3 separate regions of the Homo sapiens genome follow, and all the other regions are linked to region 1. A link is a contact called in ENCODE Hi-C data. All regions are on one chromosome and are shown on one strand. The core of a region is the stretch at or near the end of the contact, and the rest is flanking DNA. Distances in the headings are between cores, read along the strand shown. Region 1 holds the start of SLCO4A1 (solute carrier organic anion transporter family member 4A1). Region 2 holds the start of PSMA7 (proteasome 20S subunit alpha 7). Region 3 holds the start of OSBPL2 (oxysterol binding protein like 2).

Region 1 (4,152 bases), core at 732-3,231:
CCTGGCCCAGCCTGCCCTGCCTGCCACGTGCCCAGCCAGCTCTCCACCATGGGAGGGACTTGCCCAGCACCTGCTTTAGGGGCCACACCCAGTGAGCTACAGATTAGGTCACGGCCACTCGGGAGGGAAGCTCCCTCATGAAGAATTTTCCAGGCACCACCTGCTGACCTTGCCCAGCAGGAAGGCAGGACACAGCCTGCTGAGGGCGGTCAGGGCAGCCTGGCTGTGGTCAGCGTCCAGGTCTCACCGAGTGGCCGGCCTCTGCCCTGGCTCCCTCCAGCAGCACAGAGGGAAGTCGGGCTGTGTGGTCTCGGCCCGAGCAACATCCTACTGGTGTCCTGCGATCACTGACAACCCAGAACAGACACTCTGGCCCAGTAACCGCAGGCCCAGCTCTTGGGACGCTGTTCTGGGTCTCCGGCCTGACCCTGCAGTCGCCTTTTGCCTCTTTAAGAACAGAGTCGTAAAACAGGAGCCCAAGCCTGGATCAGACAAACCTGGAGTCAGACCTCTTCAGCACTTACAAGCTGTGTGGCCTAGAGTCAATCACTTAACCTCTTGGTGCCTCAGTTTACTCATCTATAAAGTGGGAGTGATAATGGCCACCTCGTGGGGTTGCTAGGGACTGAATGAGACGATGCTCAAAGCAGGGGTACCATGCCCGGCACATTCCAGCACTCAACACCTAACCCCTGCTGTCACTGTCCTTGTCATTATTACCAGATTCACAAGCGGAGCCGGCTAAGGCCAAGGAGCTGTCCTCTGAGATCCATTTGCTCCCGCTGCTGGGAATGAAAACGTCGCTGACACCGGGCTCTGCAGAGCCAGTTTCTGATTAGATGGAGGTAACCCAAGTTCCAAAAACCACAGCTGAGGAGCAGCAGCTGACAAGCTGGTTGCATGGATGTGGAAAACTACCGCGTTCCAGCCGCCTCCAGACAGAAACAGGACGCATAGCCAGGTCCCACGGCAGCTCCAAAGAGGGCCTTGCACGCCAAGCGGGGCACCCCCCAGCCTGAGGGTTCACCAACCACGCGGACCACGCGGAAACCTAGCTGGGCTTCTCTCTCCCCTCGGGGCGCCAGTGCGGGAGGCGGTTTCTCCCTTGGAAGTGGAAGTCAGATCTGCTTCCAGGTTCCCGGTCTAGGGCCGGTCTAGGGCAGCTAAGCCTGCCTGCTCCTTCCTTTCCATCCTCCCTGGTCAGGGGAGCCCAACAGCAACGCGAGGGCACCCGACCCTCTGCCTGCACCTGGAGGGCGCCCGGGTCCCCCCAAGCCACGGCCAGGACGTCGCGTGGTGGGGCAGGGAAAGGGGCGCCGCCGCTGCTGGAAACTAGCCCTGTGCGCTCCGCCCGCGCTCCCCTCCCGGAGATGTCTCGAGCGCCTCTGGCGCGAACAAAGCCCGGCCGCCCCCGAGAAACTTCCGTGCATGAAGGTTTCCTCCTTGACTCGGCAGCAGCGGCCGCCGCAGGTGGGTGACTCCGCAACTCTGGAGCTCCGCGGAGGCGCGTTCGTCCCCAGCTGGATCTGTGGGGCCTGCGCCTGCGCGCGCTCCGGGCCACCTGCCCAGGTCACCTGCCCCGGCCACTCCGACAGTCCCTGCCAGGGCCGCAGCCCCTGCTCACCCGCTTCCCCCCGGCACCCGCTGCAGCGTGGGGCCCCTTCGCCTCGGTCCTCCTGCGGGCGACTCGGGAGCTCCTACCTGCGCAGCCGGCGGCGGGAAGCGGCGAATTTGGCCTCCGATTCCGCTCGGTCCTGCCCTCCCCCGCGGAGAGGCTCGGGGCGCTCGGCCGGTGCCCAGGCCTCCCGCCCCCGCGCGCATCCCCCCGGCGCTCCAGCCCCTGCCCACGATGGCGGCACCTGCCGCGCTCCTACGCCAGCAGGTCGGGCCCTGTGCACCCGCGCCAGCTCCCCGCTCCCCGCGCACTCACCGTCCCCGTCTCGAGGGCCCGGCCGCCGCGCCGCGCAGCGCTCCACGCTCTGGCCTCCCCGGCAGCCACGCGCCGCTTCATTCATCCGCTGGGGCCGCCCCCGCCGCAGAGGGAGGGGCGGGGTTTCCTGCGCGGGGCCCGCCTCACCCCCCACGGCCAATGGCAGCGGCGACCGCCCCCTCCTCCCCCCCAGGGCACAGAGGCGGGAACGCGCGGCGGGGGACCAGGGCGTCTCTCTCCGGAGCGCTGCCGCCTCCTGGACTCCCCGCTCCAGCTCCAAGGACCGGCATCGCTGCCGCAGCCGGGAGGCCGAGAACGCGCGGTGGCGACGCCGCCCCAGGCCACGCGGCGAGGCGGTTCCGAACGGACTCGGGATTCGCTCCTGGGCGCTGTGGGGCCGAGTGGAGCCAAGCGGCCGTTTTTCAGCTCCGCCCTTCCGAAAGGCTGCCGCAGGGTCGGGGCCACGTGGGGCCCGCGGCAGAGGGGCTGGGGGAACGCCACGGGCGGCCCTGGTGAAGGTGCCCGCCGGTCTCGGCCTGACCCCCAGGCCCTGTTCTGGCACGCGCCCCACCTGCGCGCACAGTGAGACCGGCGCCCTAGCCTGGGAATCCGGGGAATCTCCAGCCCGTTGCCTTTTCCATAACCCCGTCTTCTTTTTCACACTAGCTCTGAGGGTGGAAGGCAGGGAGGTGCCAGCCACGTTCCCTTCCACAGAGGGAACTCCCTGTTGGAATTCCTACCCCGGCTTCCTGCCGTCTGTCCTGGAACACATTGCTCCAGGCCTCCGAGCCTCAGTTTCCTCGTTTGCAAAATGGGGGCGATAACAGAGCGTCCTCAAAGGGGATAAGACGGAAGAAGTTGGCTCATATCAGGGCTCATAATTGTTGCCAAGTATTAACAGGTAACCACAATCACACTCCACAAAGCTTCCCTTTTAGTGTCAGTGAAATTAATTTAAAAGAAGTTTCCGAAAGTCAAGTGTGTGTGTGTGAATCCTGAGATAAGTCAGGTAAGGGGGGAAATGACCACCTCACGGCCCCAGGCTGGTGAGGAAGTCCTAGCCACGGAGGCGGTGCTGCAGGACCTGGCCTGGTGGCATAGCGTGGCGGGCGGGTTCACCGTGGAGAGACGAAGGAGGTGCTGCGGCTTGTGAGAAAAGGCCCACAACCCCATGCAGTTATTTATGAAATGGTTTTCCTTCCTCCAGGGCTTGGGGCTCCTGCCCACTCGTATCAGGTCCCGGGACCCCCCCGGTGGTGTCCTCAGGGCTCCCGCCGTCCCAGGCCGCCCTCCACTTCTGGAAGCAGACACGAGGCCACGAGACCCACTGCTTTTGGGTATCTGCTTTCATTCCTGACACTGCCCTTTAAGAGAAAAAAGTACCCACATTGTTCCCAGATGGAGAGGGTCCCTCCCAGAGGGTGAGGCACTGCCACAGGGGCTCACGGCCCTGCCAGGAGTGGAAGGTGCACACCCAGAAGTATTTCTCCTGTGAAGGAAGGGGGCTGAGCTTCGCTGCAGACCTGGCCTCAGGTGTGGATGAGCTTCGCTGCAGACCTGGCCTCAGGTGCGGAGTCTGCGGGAGCAGCATTTCCAGGCAGACCTGACAGAAGGTGCCTTTGAGAGGTGGTGAGCTCCGTGTTACAGGAGGCTTGTGAGCACAGGTAGCCCATCTTCTGGTGATGATGCTGGAGAAGCAATTCAAATGTCAGAAGCAGGACTGGACTCTGTTTCCAAAACTCACGTCTGGATTCTACCCCCTGAAAACATTATTTACACAATGTTTTTCCTTTAAACAATTCACACATTTGATTAAAAGGGTAAGTTTATTTTTTAAAAAGTCAGTGTCAATTACCACAAAGAGGTCACCATAAAAATAGATAAAAAGAAACAAAATGGCATTAAATTCTAGCCAAATATTGCTGCCTGTGGAGGGCTCCCGGCCTGAGACCCGCCTCAGACCCCACCAGGCATTCTTTGGGATTCCTGCATAGGCACCATTGGAAAGGTAAATCCAGAGCAAACATTTCAGGTACATTCGTGCAAAATGCAGGCCCTCAGTCCTGTCCTCAAAGGCAAATGCTGGTGCCCAGGCTCCTCAAGAGGCCCCTAGGAGCACCAGGAGGCCTTGACCCAGGTGAAGGGTCCTGCCGCAGGCCATCAAGGGGGTCTGCAGGTCTGGCCCAACTCCAGGCCCTGCGTGGTGGGGTCCATCTGCACCA
Region 2 (4,152 bases), core at 983-3,482, 500 kb after region 1:
GGCAGCACCTCAATACACACTTTTACCTGGAGAATTTGGGGAGCTTCAATGGAACTGTGTGCGAAGTGCAAATAATGGGATAAACGTTGCAGCCAAAGGTAGCTTCAGGAACAATGACTGTTAAGCTCCAAAAAACCAGAGTGCCAGGAGATGCTCTGGGTTCCAACATTTGCCTCTGAGCCTAGAGCTTGACCTCCGCCTGGCCAAATGTTCCCAGATCAAGGGGCACCAACAGAGCAGACCCTGGAGCCACCGTATGGGATCGACACCTGGCTGTGCCACTTACCAGCAAGGCATTTAGCCCCCCTAGGCCTCAGTGTCCACTTACCAGCAAGGCACGGCCTCCCTAGGCCGCAGCCTCTTTAGCTATTAAACGGGATGCCAGTAGCTTCTATGAAGAATTGGATGAATCAAGATTTATAAAACCCCTAGAACAGTGTCTGGGATACGGTAAGCGCCACATAAGTGTTTACTAAGTAAATTAAAATGCCACACTTGTAAATCTGTATTTCTGCTATTCTCAATCTCTCCTGTTCAGAGTTGGCCAAGGTTCTCATTTGTTAAGACCATCAAATTTCTAAAACTAGCAACAGCAAAGGTAGTCTCAAAATAGGCGATAGATTTAGGACAACTTCCACAGGAGACTGGCACGTCATCAAGGAATAACAGCCTCAGTCAAGGTCAAGGTGAACCCCCTTAGGGAGACAAGCGGCTCCTGGGAACCTAGGAATACCACTGTTTATCCCTGCAATCCCACCAGGGTGAAGACGGAGTCAGAGTTTAGGAAAAAAAACCAATGTCATTCCAACAGATGTTGTGACAACTGAAACGGGTATGGCTAATGCTGATTTTCTTCCGAATCTGTCTTCTACAGAAAAAACAGCAGAAAATACAAAGTCTCAATTTCAAAACTTAGGGCTTTGGATAACGGTGTCCCAAACCCACATAAACGCTGTCTCTTGAAAACCACAAGGCCGAACTTACGGAGCTAGAAGAAAGGTTGTGGAGCAAATCCGTCAAGTTTGTTAGGCGAGGCGGCTGGCGAGGGTGTCACGCTGAAACCCGGCGTAGCCGCGAGGATACGGAGGGGGCGGTGCGCTCCCTACGGGGCCGGGCTGCGTAACGATGCCCCGCAAATGGGGATCGGGACGCGTCCTTCCGTGCCTCCATCGTTCGCGCCTCGCTCCAGGAGCAAGAGGGGCAGCCCCGGCCACAGTCCCCGCGGTCGCAAGTGCGCCCGGAGGCCGACCCGGGCCCCTCACCACTAACCAAAATGAGCGCAGAAAACGAGTACCGCCCGCCGTCGCCACCGAAGCTGGCTGCGGAGCGCGACAAGCCCTCGCCGCGGCTCCGGCCCCGAGGGGTCCCCGTGCGCCCGGCATAGCCCAGGACAGTTCCCAGCGCGCGCCGCGGACTCGGGGGACAGCGCGCTCGGGGGCCGGCAGCCTCCAGCGTCCGCCCGGCCCCCACCGCCCAGTGCCCCGGCCCGAGGGACCCGCGCGCCCCAACAAAGTTGGCGCAGGCTCTCCGGGGACCGCCCCCCACACGGCCGGGTGCCCGCCGGCGCGCAGGCGTGGGACGCGGGGAAGGGCACGGGGCCGCCGTCGGGGCTCGCGGCCGCCCGGCTGCGCCCCGGCTTTGTTCGCGCCCCGCGCCCGCCAGCTGCCCGCGCCCCGTCCCCGCGCGCGCCCGCCCGCAGACCCGCCGCCCAGCGCCGCCGCTCCGGCCCGGCCCACCTTCTGGATGGTTTGCTGCGTAACCTCCCCTTTGCCTCTTGGCCGGGCAGACGCGAAGGCCACGGACATGGTGGCGGCGCGGGGCTCAGCCCGTGGTCATCGAGGTGGATACTCCGGCTGCGCTGGGCGGCCCGAGGCGCTCATTATCCGCAGTCGCGGAGGGGGGGAAGGGGGCGGGAGCGCGGGGGGCGCCGCGTCGTGGGCTCGTCCGCCCCGTCGCCGTCGCCGCGCCTCCGGGCCCGCGGCGCCGCCGCTCCGCCCTGCAGAACGGTCTGCGGCCCAGTGCCGAACGGTGGCCCCCGGCGACCCCCTCGCACCCAGCGCCCGGCCCTCGCCGGAGCACCGCCTCCCACCCCCGGCCACCGGTGGTTCGGCCTGACCCCGCCCCGGCGCGCGCCATCACGTCCGCCCGACGCCGCCTGACGCTGCCCGTCGCCGCCTGACGCCGCCCGTCGCCGGCAGCGCAGGACACGGCGCCGAGGGTGGGGCGCGGGCGTAGTGGCGCCGGGAGTCGCGGGTGCGCGCGGGCCGTGAGTGTGCGCTTTTGAGAGTCGCGGCGGAAGGAGCCCGGCCGCCGCCCGCCGGCATGAGCTACGACCGCGCCATCACCGTCTTCTCGCCCGACGGCCACCTCTTCCAAGTGGAGTACGCGCAGGAGGCCGTCAAGAAGGGCTCGACCGCGGTGAGGCGGCGGGGCCTGCGCGGGGCCGGGGACGCGGGCGGAAGTGGGGCTGGGGAGCCCAGAGAGGGCCGGGGCCGGGCGCGGCGCTGTGGGCGCCCGCGGGCGTGCGCGGGGCAGCGGCGCGGGCGGTCAGGGCTGTAGCTGAGCGCGGGCCCCGCTGCCGGTCTCCACGAGTGCCTGCAGAGGCGGCGTTTGGCGTGAGCCGCGAGCGCTCGTTCTCCCCACTCAGCGCCTCGCTTGGGGCCCGGCCTCGCGTGGGGCCCCGGGCACGGGGGCCGTGACGACGCCATCTTGAGCACCCCTGGCCCCGGCCGGGCGCGTGGGTCGCGCCGCCGCCCCGGCGAGCAGAGGCCGGGCGAGGGCCGCTCTGGGCCGCGGAGCGCGGGGGGTAGGCCGTGCGCTCGCTGGGGGGCTGTTCACGCAGCCGGGTGGCTGGGGAGCGAACTACTCAAACCCCCCTTATGGGGACCCCCACCCGCTCCGGGGCAACACTTATTCTCTAGGCCCAGGTGGGCTTCGAGAACAAAGCGGCTCGCTGGCCTGGCCGGTGGCGGGCGCCTCCCAGGTCTCCGCACTCTGCCGGGAGGAGCCTTCCCGGGGCCGGGCTGCAGCCGCCCGGGTCAGGACTGGTTTGGACGCGGCCGTTTCGTTTTGACGAGGGCTCGTGTACATTGACCTTAGTGACATTGTTTGAAACTTAAATTCGTACCATCAAGACGTGTCAGTTTAATTGGTCAGTCTGTGAGATCGTTATTCTTTTATCATCTGGTATTCAGAGGTTTGAGCAGGCAGAGAAAGCAGCACACACGGTTCTGTAAATTTTGATTTGTTTTCATTTTCTGAATCTTTGTTTTGAAATGAAGGCCCAGTATTCATCAGGTGATCTAACTCAGCTTAAAGAGGACTAGGAGTCGGCTGACCCCTGTACCCACCCCAATACTGCCACCCCCGCCAGCTGGCCGCCGCTGGCTTTAACGAACCCATATAGCTTCTCTGGGCCTCGAGTCAGTCGAAGGTCAAGTGAGTCAGTACCTGAGAAAGCTCCCAGAAAACCCAAACACTTCAGATCAATACTTCTCAGCCAGGGATGGTTTTGGGCCCACACGGAGCCACTGGCAGTGTGTGGAGACTTTTCCAGTGGTAAGACCTTGCAGAGGTGCTCTTGGCATTTGGAGGGTAGAGGCCAGGGACGCTGCTCAATATCCCACCCGTGCTCAGGGCGGCAGGCACAGGGAGATCCCCCTGCCCAGGTGCTCACAGTGCTGAGCTGGAGAAGCCCTGCTCTAAACCAGGAGGCGCTGTTTATCCCAATGATGGTTCCCTTTGTTTCTGGCTTGACTCGGGTTGACTGTCAGTGATTGTTCATGCTTTTAATAACAGCCATATCCTTCTCCAGCATCAGCCATAAACAGTTTGGGATAACACTTGACACCTTGTCCACTGACGGCAAATCAGGCCCCTTCTCATGGCTGTCACATGAGTATGTCACAGTGCAGGAAACAGTGCATTGTGGCTCAATATAATTTCACAACTACAGAAACACTGCCTTCAGAACACCAGACTTGAGTGAAAGTCTCAGGCTTCCAGGCTTTGCATGGGACTGATTCATTGGGTTGAAAGGAAACACATGCCGATTATATAATGGTTACTTACTAGCTATGTTGTAACTAAAACTACATCTCAGTATTTGAAAGGCCCAGGTTGGGCACCTAGGTGAGCACGCCTGGGCTAGCT
Region 3 (4,152 bases), core at 604-3,103, 400 kb after region 1:
TTAATAGATGGACACATGAAGAAAACAGGGTAAATTCTATGAGGGAGACTCAGTCACTCACTCACTCATTGCCACATTCTAAAAGACGACACTGTGGCAGGCACTGGGCTGGGCAGGGAGGAAGTGCCACCGACAAAGTTCCTGTCCTCAACAAGGGGAAGGTAACTGGCATTCCGGGGTGCGCACTAGGTGTCAGAGACTGTGGTAGAAAATGATTTCATGGCAGGGCGCGGTGGCTCGCACCTGGAATCCTAGCACTTTGGGAGGCTGAGGCAGGCGGATCCCTTGAGGTTAGGAGTTCGAGACCAGCCTGGCCAACATGGTAAAACCCCATCTCTACTAAAAATAAAAAAATTAGGCGGGCGTGGTGGCCGGCGCCTGTGGTCCCAGCTAGATGGGAGGCTAAGGCAGGAGAATGGCTTGAAGCCGGGAGACGGAGGTGGCAGTGAGTCAAGATCGCACCACTGCACTCCAGCCTGGGCAACAAAGCGAGACTCCATCTCAAAACATAAAACAAGAAAATGATCTCGTTTGCTTCTCTTATCAGCAAAGTGCTACATGTCCGGATGAAGGAGTTGAGGCTGACAGCCAGAAAAGAGGCCATGGGCACGAGTTAGGAAGGGCAGCAGGGACGGCCGTGGCTTCCCAGCATGTGGCCCCTGCACCAGTTCCGGGCTCCTCAACTCTCCGCTGTCCTCACCACACATCCAGCTGGTGGGAAGGCCGCACAGCACCCAGCCAGGCCCACAGCAGGCATTCGAGAAACGTCTATCCAACCAAACCGAATGGGACCCCTTCTCCAGGTGTTCCGGGCAGTCATCCCAAAGCTGCCGGAGCCAGGCTAGGCCAGGGCCTGTCCTAGAGGACGGTTCAGATAGAAACGCCCCTGGGAGGTGACCCTCACCCCAGGAGAGCCTGCAACACCCCGACACCCACTGCCTCGTCGCCGGTCCTCCCATGAAGCGGGGAGGCTGAGGTGCTGTGACGACCTAACAGTCTTGGTCTGGGCTTATAAACTTGGAAAGTCTAAAGACGTATTCTTCTGAGTACCAAAATATAACTGGCGAAAGAAGGAACCTCTTAAAATTACATTACCAAAGATAGGTTTTAGGTAGCAAGTTCTCAACCGTGTGTAGTCTGCTAAGATTTATAAATTAAAAACAAAAACAGAGCCCAGGGGAACGGACAAGGGCTCGCGGGCACCCTCCCCGGGACGACGTGCACACAGGCCTGCGGGACAAGAAGGCCAGGGTCGGAGTGGGACTGCGTCTCCCTGCCCTTCTTCCCGGCGGAACTCGCCCTCCTCACCTACAGGATCGCCCTAAATGCGCACGAAATCCTTCCCTGTTCCCGGTGAGGTGGTGAGAGAGGGCGAGGCCGCGAGCAGGTGCGCCCGTCCCCACTTCCTGCTCAGCGGGGCAGCAGGGGGGCTGGGGATCTCGGGGGGGCCGGGCCGGGGGTCCCGGGATCGCAGTTGCCGGGCGACCGCAGGGGGAAGGGTGCGGGGGCCGCGGGACCCAGGCCCAGGCCCCACGCCCGGCCGGAACTTTCCTCCCAAAGTTTCCCCGGGGCGCCAGGCTGCGGCCTAGGCCGGGCGCGCCTCCCAGTGGGGGTCGAGGCCGGGGCCGGGGCCGGGGCTGGAGGCGGCCTGCGGACCCGGGTCCTGCCCGGCCCGCCCTCCCCTCCCCGCCCCGGCTCCAGCCCCAGCCCGCGGCCCAGGCCCCGCAGCTCGCCGGGGTCCCGGGCCTTCGCGTGGCGGCGGCGGGGGCCACTCACCTGGACGCGGGTCCCTCGGTTGCCGGCCGAGCTCACTGCCGCCCCGCCCCCGCCCCGTAGGCCCGCGACCCACTGACACCGAGGCGGAAGTGCGGCCCGCCGCCTCGCCGACTGACAGCCCGCGCCCGCCACTCGCTGCGCCCGGCGCCGCCGCGTCGGCCGCTGCCTGCCCAATCAGCGCCCGGCCCGAGGCTCGCGCCGGGGGGTGGGACTATGCTAATCCCTTCGCGAAGGGCCTCTACCTGTGCCCCCTCAGAGCCCCGCCCACGCAGCGGAGTGACGGCAAGGACAGCCAGTCACAGCAGGAGAGAGGCGGGGTTATGCCGCCCCTGAGCCAAAAGGGGAGGGAGGCAAGGAGGAAAGGGCGTGGCTGCAGAGAGCAGAGTTGACAAACAGTGAGTCAGGTGGCCCGGGGCGTGGGTGCTCCGCCCTCAGGTGCACTGCGTCCTGGCGGCAGTGCGGGCCTGCGAGGCTACCCAAAGCCCTGGGGGCTTTTTCCTACAAATGCTGGGGACCGTGCGATAGCTGGGGCGTAGCTGCTTCCACTGTCCTACCAAATCCTGAATATCGTCCACCTCCTTTGCATGCCATTCACCGCCAACCAAAATCCAGCGCCAATTTACCCCTCCAGCTGCATCCCCGACCGTTTCACCACCATACTTAAAACCCTTTGGACTCCCACTGACCTACAGTGGCTCCAGGGTTAAGCCCAGAAGTTCTGGAATCAGACCTGGAGCTTGCATTCTTTACCAGCTGTGTGGATTTGGACAAATTAATTAACCTCTCTGAGTCTGTGATCACTCAGTTTCATCTGCAAACCAGGGTTCCCCTGTCAACATCTCATTGAAGTCATGGGTCTGGTTTGAGGTGAGTGGAGTGGCATAAACCAGGCTGGCTACATAGTCACAGCAGTTGGTTTAGGGGTCAGCCTGTGACCCAGTTCTAGCCAAAGAGGCTCAGTCCTGGGACTTTTGCTGTAGGGTCAGAGTTCAGACCGGAGGGGAGGCTGAAGTCAAATGACTCTCCCATCTGCCCACAGACCTCTCCAGAGCTGGGTTAGGTGAGAGAGGGAAGGGGCCAGTCTTCCACATCTCACTACCCGAGAACAGGGCTGCACGAGAATGAAGCCAGCCCAGAGGAAAGCCGGAGCAACCACGGCCGGGTCACGTGGACCCTGCTGCACCTCAGCAGGTCCTTTCCTTGACTTTTCAGTTACGTGAACCACATGCTTGTTTCTGCTTCAGCCCATTTGAGGTAAAGCCAAGAGTCCTGGGCTTCCTGTGGCCTTGAGAGCTCTGGCAGATGACCCGTGACCCCGCAGTGCGTCCTGCAGCAAAGCCAGCCCCCGTTGGGCCTCTGCACCCCCTCCTCAGGCCTTGTCTCCCCACTTCCAGGCTGCCCCTAGCAGGGCCATGGAGGCAGGGACAGGCCTTTGCCCCATCTGTGGCCCCGTGGCAGACGTGGGTACTCTCTATAAATTTCAGGGCATGAGTGAGCCAATGAACGTGGCCTCTGTGGCAGGGGTGGGGCCCAGGCCACATCTCTGGGCCCAGCAGGGCCGTTCTCCCCCACCCCAGGGGCTGGCCCCACTCACTGGTGGGCCACTGTCAGTCGGCGCCACTAGAGACGTGCCGGGACCAGGAAGGAGCTGGCTGAGCCTCTCCTGAAGAGAGAACGGGGAGGAGGGCGGGCAGGCCTCAGAAACAAAGGGGTTGCCATGGTTACCTCTGAAGAAAGCGACTCCAGCCGGTGAAAGGGAAGGGAAGGCGTGCGGCCCCCAAGCCAGGACAAGGACGATGAGGCCAGTTGCCACGGAGATGACTGCGCTCCACAGCTTTCCCTGTGGGCCTTGCCAGGGCCAGCTCAGGGTCCCAGAAACCCATCACTCTCCATGTCCCTCACCCTAAGTCTCTAAGACTCTAACCCCTGTGCCCTTGAGGGGATCCAACCTGCCCACCCACCCCTTGACCACGAGCTCTGCAGTGAGGGCAGCCTCAGAGGCTCAGGCAGAAGGACCCTCTCATCTGCCCAGGGACCACCCCAGGGCCAAGCAGGGAGATCCACCCTGGCCTTGGGGTTGGGGGTGTGATCTCAGATGGCCCCTGGGCTGGAGCAGGGGTTTCACCCCTCTCCACAAATGCAGTAACTGAGCTTCAAGGGTAGTCTGCCGTCAGCCAGCACTGCTGGAGACGTGCCAGGACTGGGAAGGGTACTTCCTCCCCGGGGCCAGTTGCTGGGACTAGGCGAGAATCCTCCCTCAGTTGGTGGGTAGTAAGGAGGGTGCCTTGAGACCAACTTAGGCGTCTTTGTTATGATCTTTACTAGGTCACGAGGCCAATTCAAGAGGCACAGTTCTCCAAGGATGGAAGATGGGGG

What was found. A loop is a pair of places that touch in the nucleus more often than their neighbours do. Pooled maps may share reads with other maps.
Region 2: a map of gastrocnemius medialis shows a loop between it and region 1 (3-fold over the local background). The contact joins the promoter of PSMA7 here to the promoter of SLCO4A1 in region 1. A Hi-C loop is called at or near these places in 1 of 168 maps with a recorded cell type or tissue (gastrocnemius medialis), 2 of 37 single-sample maps with no recorded cell type and 9 of 50 pooled maps.
Region 3: a map of naive thymus-derived CD4-positive, alpha-beta T cell shows a loop between it and region 1 (5-fold over the local background). The contact joins the promoter of OSBPL2 here to the promoter of SLCO4A1 in region 1. A Hi-C loop is called at or near these places in 1 of 168 maps with a recorded cell type or tissue (naive thymus-derived CD4-positive, alpha-beta T cell), 2 of 37 single-sample maps with no recorded cell type and 11 of 50 pooled maps.

Annotation. Positions count from the first base shown.
Region 1 is chr20:62,640,332-62,644,483 of GRCh38, reverse strand. It overlaps SLCO4A1 (solute carrier organic anion transporter family member 4A1), which reads right to left and starts at 1,981. Exons shown (of 12, transcript NM_016354.4): 1 at 1,931-1,981. It overlaps LOC124904949 (a long non-coding RNA gene), which reads left to right and starts at 2,147. Exons shown (of 2, transcript XR_007067711.1): 1 at 2,147-2,831; 2 at 3,138-4,152. RefSeq lists a silencer at 1,544-2,493.
Region 2 is chr20:62,141,474-62,145,625 of GRCh38, reverse strand. PSMA7 (proteasome 20S subunit alpha 7) reads left to right here and starts at 2,232. Exons shown (of 7, transcript NM_002792.4): 1 at 2,232-2,418. The coding sequence starts at 2,323. It overlaps SS18L1 (SS18L1 subunit of BAF chromatin remodeling complex), which reads right to left and starts at 1,857. Exons shown (of 11, transcript NM_198935.3): 1 at 1,737-1,857. The coding sequence starts at 1,805. RefSeq lists silencers at 1,381-1,430, 1,461-1,520, 1,641-2,350, 2,391-3,030.
Region 3 is chr20:62,236,222-62,240,373 of GRCh38, reverse strand. OSBPL2 (oxysterol binding protein like 2) reads right to left here and starts at 1,853. Exons shown (of 14, transcript NM_144498.4): 1 at 1,777-1,853. LOC105369209 (a long non-coding RNA gene) reads right to left here. Exons shown (of 4, transcript NR_160555.1): 4 at 4,073-4,152. RefSeq lists an enhancer at 104-1,028 and a silencer at 1,726-2,125.